Linked DNA regions of Mus musculus: region 1 is linked to region 2. A link is a loop called in an ENCODE intact Hi-C map of the cell type or tissue named here. Cell type or tissue: left cerebral cortex. All regions are shown on one strand.

Region 1 (8,000 bases), 100 kb before region 2:
TTAACTGGGGTCACCCAGCCAGTAGGCTGACATTCACAGACTAAAGGCCTGACTCTGTGGTCTCTCTTAGGCTTGACTGTTGCTTTCACACACACACACACACACACACACACACACACACACACACACACACATACAAAAGTCTCTTAGCTGCTGCCTTTCCTCCCACAGTTTCAGACAGGGTGCCTGTCACTCAGAAGGAGAAACATTTGAGTATCACTTGATGTGCTGACACATGCATTCTGCAAACACACAGAACGTTCTGCAGGCTGCCCGGAGTTAGCAGGAAAGCAGCTGCAACTGTTTTCATCCCCAGTTGCTGGCTCAGGGATTGCCTTTAGTCATGGAAAGTCCCTTCCCCAGATAGACTCCAGTTTTCCACCGGCTCCTCTTGAACCAGGCTAAAATAAAACCAGGCGAATCTCCCAGGCATCCAGCGCGAACAGGTGCAGCTGCCGCCCCAGTGTTTGTCAGAGGTGGGAAGGTCTCGTATTTTACAGGCACAGCCTCGCTCCTCTGGCTGTTGCATCTCTGTTCCACTCCAACTGAGCAGCTCTCTTTACCTCTGCGAGTCCTCAGCCAAGACTGTCCACACTTCACAGTTAGCTTCGCCTCTGCTTTTAAGAGGCAAAGGGCAGAAACTTGATGGAGAGTTAGCACAGGCATGGAGGGAGGAGGGTGTGTGTGTGTGTGTGTGTGTGTGTGTGTGTGTGTGTGTGTGTGTTAGATCCTGAGGCTCCCATGGCCCTCCTCTAACCCAGCACTCACTCTAATGTCCCAGATGAAGCACACTGATGTCCAACCATAAGACCTGTGCAGTAGAAAGAACCAGCAACATGTGACTTAGAAGGTCTATTTTTAAAGGCAGGTTTGGTCTGGGGTTCTTTAGCCTGCTACAAAGAACAGAAATGAGCAGGACATGTGAATATTACAGCCCAGGACACCACAGAGCACTGGGACACAGAGGCACAGTCACCCTCCCTTCTTCCCTCCTCATGGGGCCCTTTCTGTTTTCCTGTTTCCATTGCCTCTCTGCCCACAAACAAATTTCCAAGACAGATACGTGTGCCTTTATATTTATCTGCTCAGGCCACGGGACTGTGTGGATGGACGTTACTGTTCATATTTTCCTTAGTGGGTCCATTTAGGATGCCAAACCAGGAGGACTGCTTTGAAAGAATCAGCTCAAGGCAGCCATAAGCAACCAGATTTGAACGTTTTCTGTTTTGCTTTGAGACAGGGTCTCACTTTATAGACCAGATTAGCCTTGAACTTATAGACCCACCTGCCTCTGCCTGTGCTGGGATTAAGGGCATGAGCCACAAAACCTCACTTGTTTGGAACTTTTTTTTTTTAAAGATGTTTGACTAGGACAACCATCTAATTGATAGCCTTCATATGACCCATGGAGGCCAACAAGTTTTTGAAATAACGAAGAATAATAGAAAACAAATTGCGAACGAGAGAGCATTCTAGGAAGAAAGACGGCACAAAATTATTCATGGAAATTATCTTTGAATTTTTAAAACCAGGAGAAGCTTGCTGTTCAAACGTCCAAAACACATATTTGAACACAGATATTTGAAAGAAAGAATGATAGTTTTTCAAAAAGAGGCCTGCCCCATCCACTTCCTTACTAAATGCTCAAGAGAGCACAGGTGAGGAGTAACTTCGATTTCACAAGCAAGTAGGCATGTGTGCACACACTTATATGTCTATTTTCTGATGACATCATACTCCACACAACCAGGAAGCCTGATCAAAATGGGGCTTCTCCTCGAGTTTGCCAGGTGGCATGAGAGAAGAAAGCTCGAACATTGCGCTTTTTTGTTTTTTGTTTTTTCTTTTACATCCTCCTGGGAACAGAGAATGGGATCCTGTAAGAGGTGATTAGTCATGACCTCTGTGACTCATCCAGTTGTGGGGGGAGGGAGGAGCACGTGCCCATCCTGAGTTACTGCTGGGAACTTTGGGCAGATAGTCGGGAACCCTGATCTGCGTAAGTGACAGGTTCAGGTGTGGAGGACAGCAGGGTAATCCCGGGAAAAGGCTATAATGGGCATAGATTGAGCTGTGTGTCTGGGGACCACCAAGCACGGTTGCTTTTTTGCTCCAGGATCCAGAGTCACTGAGGTGAATGCTGCCTGTCTAATGCTCAGCCACTAAGCGCTGTCCATCACTTCCACTGCTGTGGAAAGCATTTTCTCCATCTGTGTCCATCTTGGAGCTGTTAGAAGTCTAGGGAGAAAGAGGGACCTTCTAAGAAGGCCGCATCAGAGTGCAGAGTCAGCATCCAACAGTGAGATGAAGACCTGAAGAAGCAGGTAATCACCCAGGCCTTGGATCCACAAACGTTCAGAAGTGTGCATGTCTACATCCCATCCCAGAGCATTCCCAGCCCTGCCAGGAATTCCGCATTCCTTCTGAAGAGGTGACTTAGCTTGACTTACTAGAATGTCTGTCTCCAGTTGGGTGGGGACTTGGTCCCACTTCTGCACCGTATTCTGAGGAGTTCGGTCCCCTAAGAGGCCGGGGAAGAATTCGATGGTGCTTTGGCCTTCTATAGCAGCAGGTGTCTCAGAGGTGTGGAAGTGGCCACACTGAAGGTTCTAGGTGGGAGGTCTGAGTAGCTGGTTTCTCTGGTCAATATCTATGAGGATGGGAGGGGCCAGGTGGAGAAGCTGGCCTGATGCAGCTTGTGTCTAGACTGAACTCTACGTTGCAAACAGAGGTTCTTGAGCCTCCAGACTATGTCTCTGTGCGCAACAGGGCATCCCTTCTACCATTCTTGAGGTTTAGTTCAGTCCCAAGCTCTTCCTGTGTGAATTCAGACACCCTTGACTCCCTCCAGGCAGGTGGAGCGTCTGGCAGTGGGCAAGCTGCTACACTCACCGTGTTTTCCACAAAACAGCACCAAGGTGGGTTGCTCCGTCTTCCCCCTGTGATGCTGGGTGCTCAGAAGACAGGGATCTGGTCTCTCCGGACCACATCCAGGTCATCATCCAGGGTCAACAGCACCTGGAGTGAGAGGGTTGGAGATGGGAAGAGAACATCCGTGAAAGGATCTTAAACAGGAAGAAGGCACATGAGATAGAACACAGTCTATTTCACAATTGTATCTGTGAAGGTTGGGAGCTCAGGCCAGAGGATGGTAAAATACTTGGGTAAGTGTCCTGGATGGTGACTAAGGGAAATGAAGTATAGCAATCGCTGTACAAGAAGAGAGGGAGGAAGAATTTTAGAATACAACCCACAGGATCAACTAAGCAGGGATCATAGGAGCTCCCAGAGGTTATCAACAATCACAGACAGACCCTGTACGGGTATGAGCTAGGTCTTCCATATATGGTTCTTCTTTTGTTGTTTTTTGTTTTCCGAGACAGGGTTTCTCTTTATAGCTCTGGCTGTGTCCTGGAACTCACTTTGTAGACCAGGCTGGCCTCGAACTCAGAAATCCGCCTGCCTCTGCCTCTCGAGCGCTGGGATTAAAGGCGTGCGCCACCACTGCGCCCGGCCCATATATGGTTCTTGTAGGGCCACTAACAAGGGTTTGGGTGTCTCTGACTCTTTTGTGTGCTTGGGACGCCTTTCCTCCTACTGTGTCACATAGTTCAGCCTTGATATGAAGGTTTGTGCCTATTTTTATGTAACTTATTATTCCTTGTCCAGGTAACATCCCTGGGAAGCATGCTCTTTTTTGGGGGGTGGGGGTGGGGATAGAGGAGGAGTGGATCTAGGGGAGGAGGAGGGAGGAAGGATGGACTGGGAGGAGTGGGGGAAGGGGAAACTGCAGTTGGGATGTAATTTATGTAAAGAAAAAATTAAAATAAAAAGGAAGTAAGGGAGAAGGGGAAGTAGGAGGTAGGGAGGGAAGGGGAAGGGAGGAAGAGGGAGAGGGAGAGGGAGAGGGAGAGGGAGAGGGAGAGGGAGAGGGAGAGGGAGAGGGAGAGGGAGAGGGAGAGGGAGAGGGAGAGGGAGAGGGAGAGGGAGAGGGAGAGAGCACTTCAATTCCCACCCTACACAGAACCACTAGCTCCATTTTGTTATCTTTTGTCCCCCTATGGGAAAAGTCCAAGGGTCAGAGAGATTGGCTGAACTTTCCACACTGGCCACTAGAGGGAAGCCATGCTCTGCTTTTGTGTGATTGCATGGTTGGCCTCAGAGGGCTTGAAGCCATCTTGCAGTGACAACCCAGTTATCACCCCAGCCTGTGTTCAGGCACCACAGACATTTAATTAGGGGGAGGGGGAGGACTAAATGCTGACGGTGGTCATCTTCTAGAAGCATGTCTACTCATGGATACTGGGAAGGGGCACAGCAAACTACAGGGACCCTAGATTTGGAACATGCTCATTAGGTGGCTTCTCTGGGAACTTAATCTTCACAAAATCCATAGTGAGACGACTGGAGGAAGGGAAGGAAGAGAGTCTATTATGAAAAGGAGGAAGTCCACGGATGAATTAGTGAGTGCCCTAAGTGGTTCCTGGGGGAATTCTGAGCATTTAAATCCAATAACCAACTCCATCCAAGGGCACTGTGCAACTTAAGGAAAAGAGTTTGGTCACTCTGTGTGTCCAAACATTGAAAAGTAGAGGAAAATGAAAGTTATGATATCACACAAGGTTACAGTAAAACAAAACAAAACAAAACAAAAAACCAAAACCACGAGATGGTGAGTGCATTGACTTGCAATGAAGAACTGCAGGAAATAACCAGAAGGAATAAAGGTTCGAGGAGCAGAAGGGAACTGTGAGACTTAAGACAGGGGGAGACCCAGCTGACTCACCAGGAATGAGAAAAACAGGGCAGTCGCAGAGAGGAAGTGCCAGATGTCATGGTCATCAAAGAAATCCAGCAGGACACACTCACGGTTCTTCTCCCGGGATTCTGCAGGGGTCCCCTGTGGGGAAAGTGCGACAGATATAGGCAAGAATCCCATGGTTTGAGTATTTCAGGGTTTGGTTTTGAGGAAGCTACAAAAATCCTACTAAGCGCCCAGAAAGTCAGCTTTCAAGGATTGTGCATACAGTAGCTCAAAGCAACGTTTATTATAACAATGTGTATAATAGTTCCAGAATGGAGATAACTCAAATGTCCATCAAGAGATGAACGGACTGGTTACACGTACTGTACTGTGTCCCGCAGGGCAAGACTTTTCAGTAATTAGAGGACATGTTGATGCAGGGCCACTCCATGGAGGACCTAGACACTGTTACACTGTACTCTGCATGGATAAAACCAGGCTCAGGGGCACATGGTATGTGGGTCTACCTCTGGGAGAGTGGTCCTCAACTTGTTAGTCAGGACTCCTTTGGGGCTGGGGGTGGGGTCATACATCAGATCTTTCATATCAGCTATGGATATCATAATTCATAACTAGCAAAATTACAGTTATGAAGAAGCAACAAGATAATTTTATGGTCAGGGCTCACCACATCATGAGGAACTGTGTTAAAAGGTCGCAGCATTAGGAAGCTTGGGGACCACTGCTTTAGGAAATGCCCAGACTGACCACTCTATAGCCATAGAAGGCGGGGTAATGGCTGGCAAGTGCTACTACTTCAAGAAGAAACAAAATGGCTGCTCACTAGTTTTCTTTCTGGGGTCATACAACTGTTCTAAAATCAGATGTGCTGATGCTGTGGTAGAGTTGAGACTTCACGCATGTGCTTCAGACACAGCACTGGTTTTATGAGACATCAGCTTTCCTGCCTACAAGACAGACATAGAACCCTGCCCTGCTCTGCCCTGCTCCACCCCTGCATTTGATGGATGACGACTATGATGAGAGAGACCGTGACAATATGGTAATCAAGTGTTAAATATCTTCTGCAAACAGACTGTAGGAGACAGTGAAGAAGATGTTTGTGGCATCTACAGGGCTTTCAAGTTGATGTAGCATGACCTCAGTAAGGTCACTTGCTGACTAAGTGTGCTCATTAAACCTTCTCTCTTCTGAAGAAGCTGTGAATTTAGATAATGGGGAAACATAAGAAGCAAAAGAGCAAGAGAGGGAGGAAGGTACAAAAGGCATGATGAAGCAAGAACTGCCGAGAGAGAGAGAGCGAGAGAGAGAGAGAGAGAGAGAGAGAGAGAGAGAGAGAGAGGAAGAAGAAGAAGAAGAAGAAGAAGAAGAAGAAGAAGAAGAAGAAGAAGAAGAAGAGAAGGAGGAGGAGGAGGAGAAAGAGGAAGAAGAAGAGGAGGAGAAAGAGGAAGAGGAGAAAGAGGAGAAAGAGGAGAAAGAGGAGAAAGGAAGAAGAGGAGGAAGAGGAAGTGGAGGAGAAGGAGGAGGAGGAAGAGGAAGTGGAGGGGAAGGAGGAGAAGAAGAGAGAGAGAAAGAAGGAGAAGGAGGAGGAGAAGGATAAGAAGACGAGAGGGAGACGGAGAGGGAGAAGAAGAGGGAGAGGAAGGGAGGAAGGGAGGAAGGGAGGAAGGAAGGAGCAGGGCTCTTACCTCCCAGCTGCTGAGGTTCTGGAAGAAGAAGTACAGTGCCGCAGCCCACACCACGGCAGTGGCCGCGATGCAGAAGACTGGTAGCGGGAGGACTTTCTCAGAGCTTCGAAGCTGTGGAGAGATGGAAACCACTGAAGCTGGAGCCTCAGCTGCCGGCAGGCCCCTGGTGCGGCCAGCTCCTCGCGCACGAGTGCTCACCTTCATGATGATGTAGAAAGCCAAGTACAGCAGCAGGTTGCAGATGAAGATGCCCAGCATGTAGGAGGCAAAGTCCCTGGGCCGGTAGATCAATCCAAAGAAGGCACTGTGGATGCGGATAGAGTGTTAGCAGAAGGTAAAAGGGGGTACCACGAGTGGATCCTTAACCACTGCTGGGGCGTTCACTGATAACACACTTTTAAATATAGGCCTGCATTGTTTCATGGCAGGGCTACATTCTGAGAAATGCACAGCAGGTGGGTGTGGTATTGTGTGAACATCTAGAATGCATTTACACAAGTCAAGATGGCCACCATGTTGTTTGGCCACATCATCTTTTAGGACCACCGTGTACACGTGGTCCTCTGGTAATTGAAATGTCTTTAGATGCTGAGTGACAATTATACAACTTAATGAATGATAAAACTTTTAATTTATTATATTCACTTCTAGTGGGTTCACAAAGTTCTTATAAGATGTGAAGAGCCATCTTTCCTTTCTGAGTAAAATTGTTTTCCCAGAATCCTTTAGTTTTTTTCATGAGTATAAACAGCACTGTTGGGGATAAGTGAACACTTGGGATAGACCACATTTGCTTACATTTAAGATTATTAGTTAGAGCTGTGAGATGGCTCAGTGGTTGAAAGCACTGACTGCTCTTCCAGAGGTCCCGAGTTCAAATCCCAGAAACTACATGATGGCTTACAACCATCTGTAATGGGATCCAGTGCCCTCTTCTGTTGTGTCTGAAGACAGCCACAGTGTACTCACATATAAAATAAATCCTTGGGAAAAAATTATGAGTTCATCAGACACGATTGCAGCAAGTATGATTACCCTAGTAATTGGCTTGACAGATGTTATGAGTTTACGCAACTGTCCATATTTAATTTAGCACCAATGTTTATTCTGTCTGAAGGTTAACTTTAAATTTGTTTTAAAATTCTATTCAGTATAACAAAATATTTGTAACCTGTCTTCTCCAAGACAGGGTTTCTCTGTGTATTCCTGGCTGACCTAAAACTTGCTCTATAGACCAGGCTGGCCTCTGCCTTCCAAGTGTTGAGATTAAAGGCCCATGTCACCATACCTGGTATGGCATGTAACTCTTCTTCATCTCCTTATTTAAAGGATTTTTTCCTGTTTAAAAATAATATACGTTTAAAACCCACAGTGTGATGGATCATGTATACTGGTAATCCTAGCACTTTGGAAGCTGAGGCAGGAGGACTGCCATAAGTTTGAGGCTATCCTGGGCTACACAGTAAGGGCCAGATATGTCAGGACTAGATAGCAAGACCCTGTCTCAAGAAAAGCGAACATAGCATAAAACAAAACAATTGTATCTT
Region 2 (8,000 bases):
CATGATGAGAACACACTGGGAAGTTTACGTTTTATAATACAGTTGACTATAGACAAGACTAGAGAATCTTCTAATGGTGAAAAAGTCTGCTTCTAGTCTTCCCTGAACTGGCCAAGCTCTTCCAAGCAAGAGAATAAAGCAAAAGAAGCAGCTGGTTTGACTGAACGTTCAAATGGTCAACAGCTTGTCCATAGATAACAACAGAATTGGACCAACAATTCCTGCAGCATCCTCCTCTTGATGGTTGGGATTTGATCACAACTGAGAGTTTCCGTATTGGTTTTCCTCCCAGAATTGATCAGAGATTCATATAACATATTTTAGTTTCAATCTTCACACTGTAAAAATCAGGAAGTATTAATAATGTTTATTCTTACAGTGATACTCAAGATTGTCTTCCTAGTTTAAGAATAAAACAATAGAGTAAAATCTTCCACAGCCAAAGTGGTAGAAATAATTGAAGACTTATCAGCTGACCTCTTTTGAGAATAAAAAGGTGTCATTGATTCAGAGATTGGCATAGCAAGAAACCCAACCACTGTCATTTGTGTTTGGTATAGACTCAAAGTCAGGTTAGGCTTGACAGCTGTAATCTGGTAAAGCACGTGTCTAGCAGAAGTAAGACACTGAATTTGATTTCCACAACAACAATAAAATCGTAAAAAAGTGTTTTAAAAGTAAAGAAAGAAAAGCTAGAGAGCAGAAAACGTTTATGGTGAAATAAAGACAAGGCTTTGGGGATTCTCTGGTTAGGTGTTGGCACTGGGGAGCTGAAGAGGGATTGAATGGATAGTGGGTGTCCTGTGGTTTGGGAGCATATTAGGACAAGCCAAAAAAAAAAAAGGTAAAAAAATAGCTTTCTTGAGGTACAAAAGGTACAAATGACATATGTCAATTTCCACAAGTTTAATGTTTTTAAAAACAACACCTGTTTTGCGTGCACGCACACACACACACACACACACACACACACACACACACAATCTGTGAAGCCACCAGGACAGGATCATATCCATCCTTTTCCAGAGATTCCTTCGTCCTCGTCTAACTGGCTCCGTCCTATCCCAAGAGCCCACTCACCTACTGCCACTCTTTATTGGTTTTCATTTTCCCCAAGTTTTATATAAATGGAACCATAGAATATATGTTATTTGGTTTCTTCCATTCAGCACAGTAACTATGATATACATAAAGGCTTCTGTAGCAATAGTTTGTTATTATTCCTGACTGTGCAGTGTTTCCGTGTGTAGATATGTAACAATGTGTTTTCCCATTTATCTGTTGATGAGTGTTTATCTGAGATAACAGCTTTTGGCTATTACAAACAAAGCTGCTGCAGGCTTGCATGTATAAGTCTTTGTAGGACCATATTTTCCTTCCTCTTTGATAAAGATCCAGAATTGGGATGACTGTATCACACAGTGGGCTCCAGACACCTTGAGATATCTTTATATATATGAAAATATAAGTCCTTAATTGAAATACTTGTATTAGTCTATGGGCTTTTTGACTTGTTAACAGGAAGTGTGAGAAAAAATTCAATTTTAATGAATTCCAGTTTATCTTATATTTATGGATTATGTTTGCCCAACCCACATAGGTTCTTCAATATTTTCTGCTTTTGTCCATTTGCACACGTGGAAGCTAGAGGTCAATGTCAAGCAAATTAATTCACAAATTTCAATGTTATATTTTGACACTGGACTCAATCCAACTAGACTGGCTAGCCGATGAACTCCAGGGTCCATGGGTCTTTGCCTCCCAGCACCAGGCTTATGGTCCAGTTTCTTTTGCCTTTACTTCTGTAAAAACACCCTGGTCAAAAGTAACACAGAGGAGGGAAAGGTTTACTTGGCTTAAAATTCCAGATTACAGTTCATCATTGGAGAACTCAAGGCAGGAATTCAGGGCAAGAACTTGAAGGCTGACATATTTGCTATTCCACACAGTAGAACCTCAGACCTTGGAACTCACTTGTCCAGCCAAAGGGCACAGCAGAAACAGAGAATACTGCAGGCTAGCTGGCTTATCCTCATCTATCCTTAAAAAAAAAAAAAAAAAAAAAAATACAGGGATGAACTGCCACCCAGAGTGGGCTGGGCTCTTCTACTTCAATCAAAAATCAAGGTAATTCCCCACAGACTGTCAAGAGGCTAATCTGATATAGGTGATTTCTAAACTGAGGCTCTCTTCTCAGGTTGGCATTTAAAATTAACCACCACAGATTACAAATGTACACCACCATGCCTGGCCTGGGGATGGAACCCGGGTTTTCCATTTTAGGCAGGAGGTACTTTTCAAGCTGAGCTATATCCCCAGTCCTGTATTCCTTTTTTGATTAATTTATTGAATGTGATCAGTATACTGTTTAGATCCATTATTTTGCATATGGAAATATAACTATTCCAGCAAGATTCTTTTTTTTTTTTTTTTTTTTTTTTTTTTTGGTTTTTCGAGACAGGGTTTCTCTGTATAGCCCTGGCTGTCCTGGAACTCACTTTGTAGACTAGGCCGGCCTCGAACTCAGAAATCTGCCTGCCTCTGCCTCCCGAGTGCTGGGATTAAAGGCGTGTGCCACCACGCCCAGCTAAGATTCATTTTTTAAAGCTACCATTTCTCCACTAAACTACCTTTATGAAACATTAGTTTTCTACACTTGTATGAGTTTACTTTGAGTTTTGCTTTACTTCATTGATATATTTGAATGACTGTTTTCTTAGTCAGGGTTTGTATTCCTGCATCATGGCCAAGAAGCAAGTTGGGGAGGAAAGGGTTTATTAAGCTCACACTTCCACATTGCTGTTCATCATCAAAGGAAGTTAGGACTGGATCAGGAAGCAGGAGCTGATGCAGAGGCCATGGAGAGATGCTACTGGCTTGCCTCCCCTGGCTAGCTCACCTTGCTTTCTTATAGAACCCAAGACTACCAGCCCAGGGATGGCACCACCCACAACGGGCCCTCCCACCCTTGATCACTAACTGAGAAAATGCCTTACAGCTGGATCTCATGGAGACATTTCCTCAAAGGAGGCTCCTTTCTCTGTGATAACTCCAGCTTGAGTCAAGTTGACACACAAACCCAGACAGTATAACTGTCGATCCATATCATGACATTATGATTGCTATAATCTTCATAATAAGTTTTAAAATCAGTCATGTTTAGAAATCAAATTTTGTTCTTTTGATTTTGGCTATTGTAGGTCTTTCACAAGAATTTCAGAATCAGTTTGCTAATTATTTTTCTAAAGAAAATGCATTTTAATAGGTATGAAATACATAAAATAAACAAGATATATATATATATATATATATATATATATATATATATATATATGGAAAAGAATAAAACAAGGAAGCAAGTGGAACAACATATATTATTGTCCTACTGTCTAGTTTGTTTCTAAAGAGAAATTGTTATATACCCTTTTTATGTTCTTGTGCACATATGTTTTTAGATTTTTTTTCTTTATCACTAGTTTTGATTGATTTGATTATTATGTACTTTGTAGTTTTCTTGTGTGTGTGCATGCGCACACATGTTTCATTGGGTTTTGGAAGTTGAAGGAAAAGATGAACTCTGTGGGTAAATATGTTGATAGAAGGCAGAAACAGTGATGGAAGCGGATTTAAGTTTTCTGAAATTAATTCAGTGTTAAAAACGAAATGAGAAGCAAGTCCATAGACTGGCATGAGGTTAGAGGAGATAAATAAGAAAGTATACTACTGTTATCTAGGGGAGTGAGAGAATTAACGGAGCAGAGACCTAACAGGATGCTCCATCAACTTTAGGTAGGGGCTTACCTAAAGTTGGGGGGCATGAGTCAGCATGGACAAGCACTTAGGAGAGCCAGTGCTGGTTACTTGGCAAGTGACTACAGCAAGTTGGAGAGGAAGGGGTGATGACGATTACATAGACAACACGTCCACATTGGATCAGAGTGGAAAGTCTCAGAAGGCAGTTCATTGCACCTGGATGACACTGAATATACACCTGTTGATCCGTGTGTAGCTTTCCCCTTAACAATTGAAGGTCAGGGGTTTCCAAGGAACTTATCAAGGGTAAGACATTCATTGTAAAGTCCTTAACATGATTTATGAAGTTATGCACATCCTGCCTCCACCCAAGCACAATCACCAAGTTTTCTCAACTTCTATTCCTCCATTGCAGTTTGACGTACATCCTTGCACAGGCAATTCCCTCTGTAGAAATGCTCTTTCTTTTTAAATAATCTACTCCTCCTTTCATTTCAGCTTTCCTGCGATATTGAAATATTCCCATAAGGTCACTATCTAGTTTGTACAGTTCCTTCTTAGCATGTATACAGTTTTCACCTTATACATTTCGGTCGTCAATAGCTTGCTGCTATGGGGTTGTAAACTTGCTGAGAGCAGGGTCAGTTTTAGTTCCCGGTGAACCTAGCGCGTTTGGCTCCACTGGGAGGTAGCAAGACATATTTCTAAGCAAACGATCAAAAGTTAAGGCAAGGAAGTGCGGTATGTGGAGGTTGGTGTGCAAGTTTCTTTTGGAGACTTCTAGAGGCTTATGACAGGCGCGCCATTTGGCCCTTTGGGTGAGAACTGCAGAGCCCCACGCCAGTACCGCCTCTGGGTCGCCTCGGAGGAGCTCGCCGGATGTACGCAAAGGCGTGGGGGCGGAGCTCTGGTAACCCAGGCAACGGCCCGGAAGCCACTTTCCGCGTTCCCCCGTGGCGGGCTCTGTGGTTCTGGAGGCTGAACTTTTAGTCGGGGCGGAGGCACAGTCGGCCAGCGGCAAGGCAGGTTGGGGTGAAGCGGGGGCATAGGGCGAGGAGAAGCGGCCGGCGTCTCCGCCTGGGTCTCGGCGCCCGGGTGGGCGTGCGCACCCCAGGGCCGGCCGCTCGCCTCGCAGAGCCTGAGAGTGCGGTTCCGGGGAGCGCCTGGATCCCCCGCGGGACAGCGGGCCCCGCGCACGCGCGCCGCGTTCCCGCACCCTGCTGGCGGGAGAAATCCCGAGGCCGGCGGGTGATGCAGTTGTTTACTGTCCCGCTAGGGAGTGGCAGAGTATCGGGTGTTGGGACAGGGCGCGTCCTTTAAGTTGAGCGTTTAGGTGAGGGTTTCTAAGGAAGGGGCCGTTTGAAAGTTTGGGACAGGCTTGAGCTTGGGAGTCAAAAATAGGAAATTGTTCCAGACAGTGCATGGCACTGCTTGTGAAGGTCACAGCTGGGTCTCAGTATGGGTGGGAGGGAAAACTGGGGCCGCACGAAGAGCAGCTCTTGAAGTTGGATTTTTCTCTACAGTGGGCTCCATTAAAATCTTACGAGGGAGTAAAACGTTGAGATCCCTGTATCCCTGTATCCGGGTAAGATTGATGGCAGGGACAGTGTTCTGGTTGTCCCCCAGTTTGTTTTCATACTAGTTAAGGTAAATCTGGTAGAATTCCACCATCCCTCCTTAAGAGCAGGCAAGGGCTTCCAGTGGTCTTTTGTATAGCCCTCAAATTGCAGGGGCCCTCAGTTAGCTTTTAGACTGTTATTGTTCAGACTGAAACAAATTCTGTAAATGTTCCACACACACACACACACACACACACACACACACACACACACACCCACTTGCAGAGAACATTTTCTTTCTGATTTTCTCCCCCCATCCCCCTTTCTTTTTTTGTTTTTTTCAAGACAGGGTTTCCCTGTGTAGCCCTGGCTGTCCTGGAGTTCACTCTGTCGACCAGGTTGTCCTCGAACTCAGAAATCTGCTTGCCCCAGCCTCCCAAGTGCTGAGATTTAAGGCTTGGGCCACCACTGCCCAGCATTCTGATTTTCTTTTATTTACTCTTTATTTTCAGCCCGACTTTGTGGAGGGAATTAAGGAGAGGAGGCAGCTTTTCTTCATGTGTATTGAAGATTAGGAACTTCCTTGACACAAAGAATTAACTTTCAGGCTTGCCTTTTGTAAGAAGTTGTTTAGTTATGATCTTTTGAGAAACGTACCTCTGAGAGGGCACAGGCTACTTCTCTGTTTTGTTTTATTTGGTGCCTAGCAAGCACGTTGAAAGTTACTTGATAACGTGGAGTGGATGGATGAATGGGAAGAAAACCTTACAGGAAAATTAATAACAGGCTGTTCAGAATTGTTCCTAGTAGAAATGGAAAAGAACGGACAGATGGGCGGGATATTTCAAGGAAGGATTTATAGATTGTGTTACATAGCAGACAAAGAGACAGTTAGGAACCAGAGGCGATGCTTACGCTTAAGCCAGAGCAACAAGAAGGATGGCAATTCTCTAAGTTTAGTAACTGAGTCAAACAGTTAGGTATCTAGATCTAGAGGATTGGGAGGGCTGTGCCAAACGAGCTGCATCTTACTATACTCTGAGGTGTATGGAAGGGCAGTGAATGCACAGCAAAGGACGCTTGATGTTTTAGGGACAGTTAGGAAACATTCATTAGAAACTGTCTAGTTATGGTCCTTTAGTTATGTGTCTGTGTGCCCGGTATAGGAATAGCTTTGCTGAGAGGTTTCTGAGAATCACTAAGGGGGCTGTTGGACCTCACGATGGTCCAGAAAGCAAGCTCAGTGGAAGTTGGCATATGACTAGACTCATTTGCAGTTTACTGCCATTGCTCACATCCAGTGCGTGGGGGTGTGGTAGGGTTCCCCAGTATTGGGTGAAGGGACACGTGTAAGAGGAGGACAGGACAGGGATAGACCGAGATGAGGGCCCTTGGCTACGTTTTCCAAGGAAAGAGTCCAGCGTAGTCTGAAGAGGAAAGAGTAGTGAAATAGCAGGAAAAAGGGTGTTGTGGAAGCCGCGGAAGAGGAAAGTGCCTGAGAAGTAAGGAAGGGTTTGCACTCTTAGCGTTAGGAAGCAGTTAACGTTCCTCATTTTCTCCACACTGGCCCCACTTCTGCAGGGTGCTGCGATTTATTGACTGCCCTTAAAATACCTCTAGTCTCTGTTATGCCTCAAACAAACAGTGCTCATTTCCCTCAGTTCCCCACAACTGCCTTTGAGAGGTAAACAGGCACATGGACCTTTAACCCCTTTTAGCTACTTGTAAGTTTTTGTATGCGTCAGATTCATGACTGTTTCCAGGGTTGAGGCTGGTAGAGTTTTAACTTATGAAAAAAAATGTAATATTTTAAATATAATTTGAAATAAAAATTCCCTCCCTTTTGAAGAGTTGCTTGTTTTTACCCAGCAAAGTTGATCCGTTGTTTGTGGTTTCCTAGCGTATACTTTATAGTCAGGACACTGAGTGTCAGTTCCTTCCTCTCCTCATTGTTATCTGTGTCACTGTGAGCAGTGTGATTCTGTCCTCATTTGAGAAAAGAGGTAAAAATTGTCACTGATGTCATCAACACTTAAATAGGACTTAGTATGTGTCAGGCAGGGGTTCCAAGCAGCTTACCTATTTAATTAGCTTCATTTTAGGGTTATCAACAGAGCGAATCCATAGACTTTGGTTCCAGGCTGTATTCTTAGCCACTGTGCTGTGCTATCTCTTAAGACAGTGTATGTCTCACGGAATTGTGGGATTAGTGCTAAGGCTCTTCATTATCAATGCATATATATTAACATCAGGTAGTTTATACATGCAGTTCTTGTTTTTTGCTTTTTTACATTTAACTTTTTCTCACAGGTGCATATGGTGTGTGTGTGTAGGTCAGAGGTTGATATTGGGTGTCTTGGTTGGTTCTTCTCTATCTTATAAACTGTAGTAGGGTACCTCCCTTGAATCTAGAACTTGCTAATTTGGCTAATGTAGCTAGCCAATTTAGGGATTGCCTATCTCTTCTCCTGAGCCCTGAGGTTACAGGGCTGCCCTGCCTCCTGGTTCTCATAGTTAATATACTCAAACTTCATTCACATTGTAGCATGTGTCAGTACTTTATATCTTATTGCCAAATAACATCCCAGTTGTATAGATATGTCACATATTTATGTAGTCATCAATTAATGGGCATTTTGAGATGTTTCCACTTTTGTCTATTAACTATAATATTATTGTGGACATTCA

The links. Hi-C counts contacts between places; a loop is a spot of excess contacts. Peaks named below come from ENCODE experiments on the same cell type or tissue, not always from the same donor. Only the 100,000 strongest peaks of a DNase experiment are listed, where the experiment ranks them.
Region 1: it touches region 2 in a loop (4-fold over the local background); 7 of 42 quality-filtered maps call a loop at or near these places.

What each region holds. Positions count from the first base shown.
Region 1 is chr16:44,238,682-44,246,681 of GRCm38, forward strand. It overlaps Sidt1 (SID1 transmembrane family, member 1), which reads right to left. Exons shown (of 25, transcript NM_198034.3): 22 at 6,652-6,757; 23 at 6,454-6,564; 24 at 4,787-4,900; 25 at 1,499-3,018. The coding sequence ends at 2,956. Among named protein-coding and RNA genes, the nearest start is that of Usf3, 69 kb to the left of the region's middle. In left cerebral cortex, a CTCF peak has its summit at 4,113 (motif pointing right); DNase peaks (open chromatin) are centred at 338 and 4,125; H3K27ac peaks cover 381 bases.
Region 2 is chr16:44,342,732-44,350,731 of GRCm38, forward strand. It overlaps Spice1 (spindle and centriole associated protein 1), which reads left to right and starts at 4,670. Exons shown (of 18, transcript NM_144550.4): 1 at 4,670-4,775. In left cerebral cortex, a CTCF peak has its summit at 4,995; DNase peaks (open chromatin) are centred at 4,662 and 4,937; H3K4me3 peaks cover 1,417 bases; H3K27ac peaks cover 1,207 bases.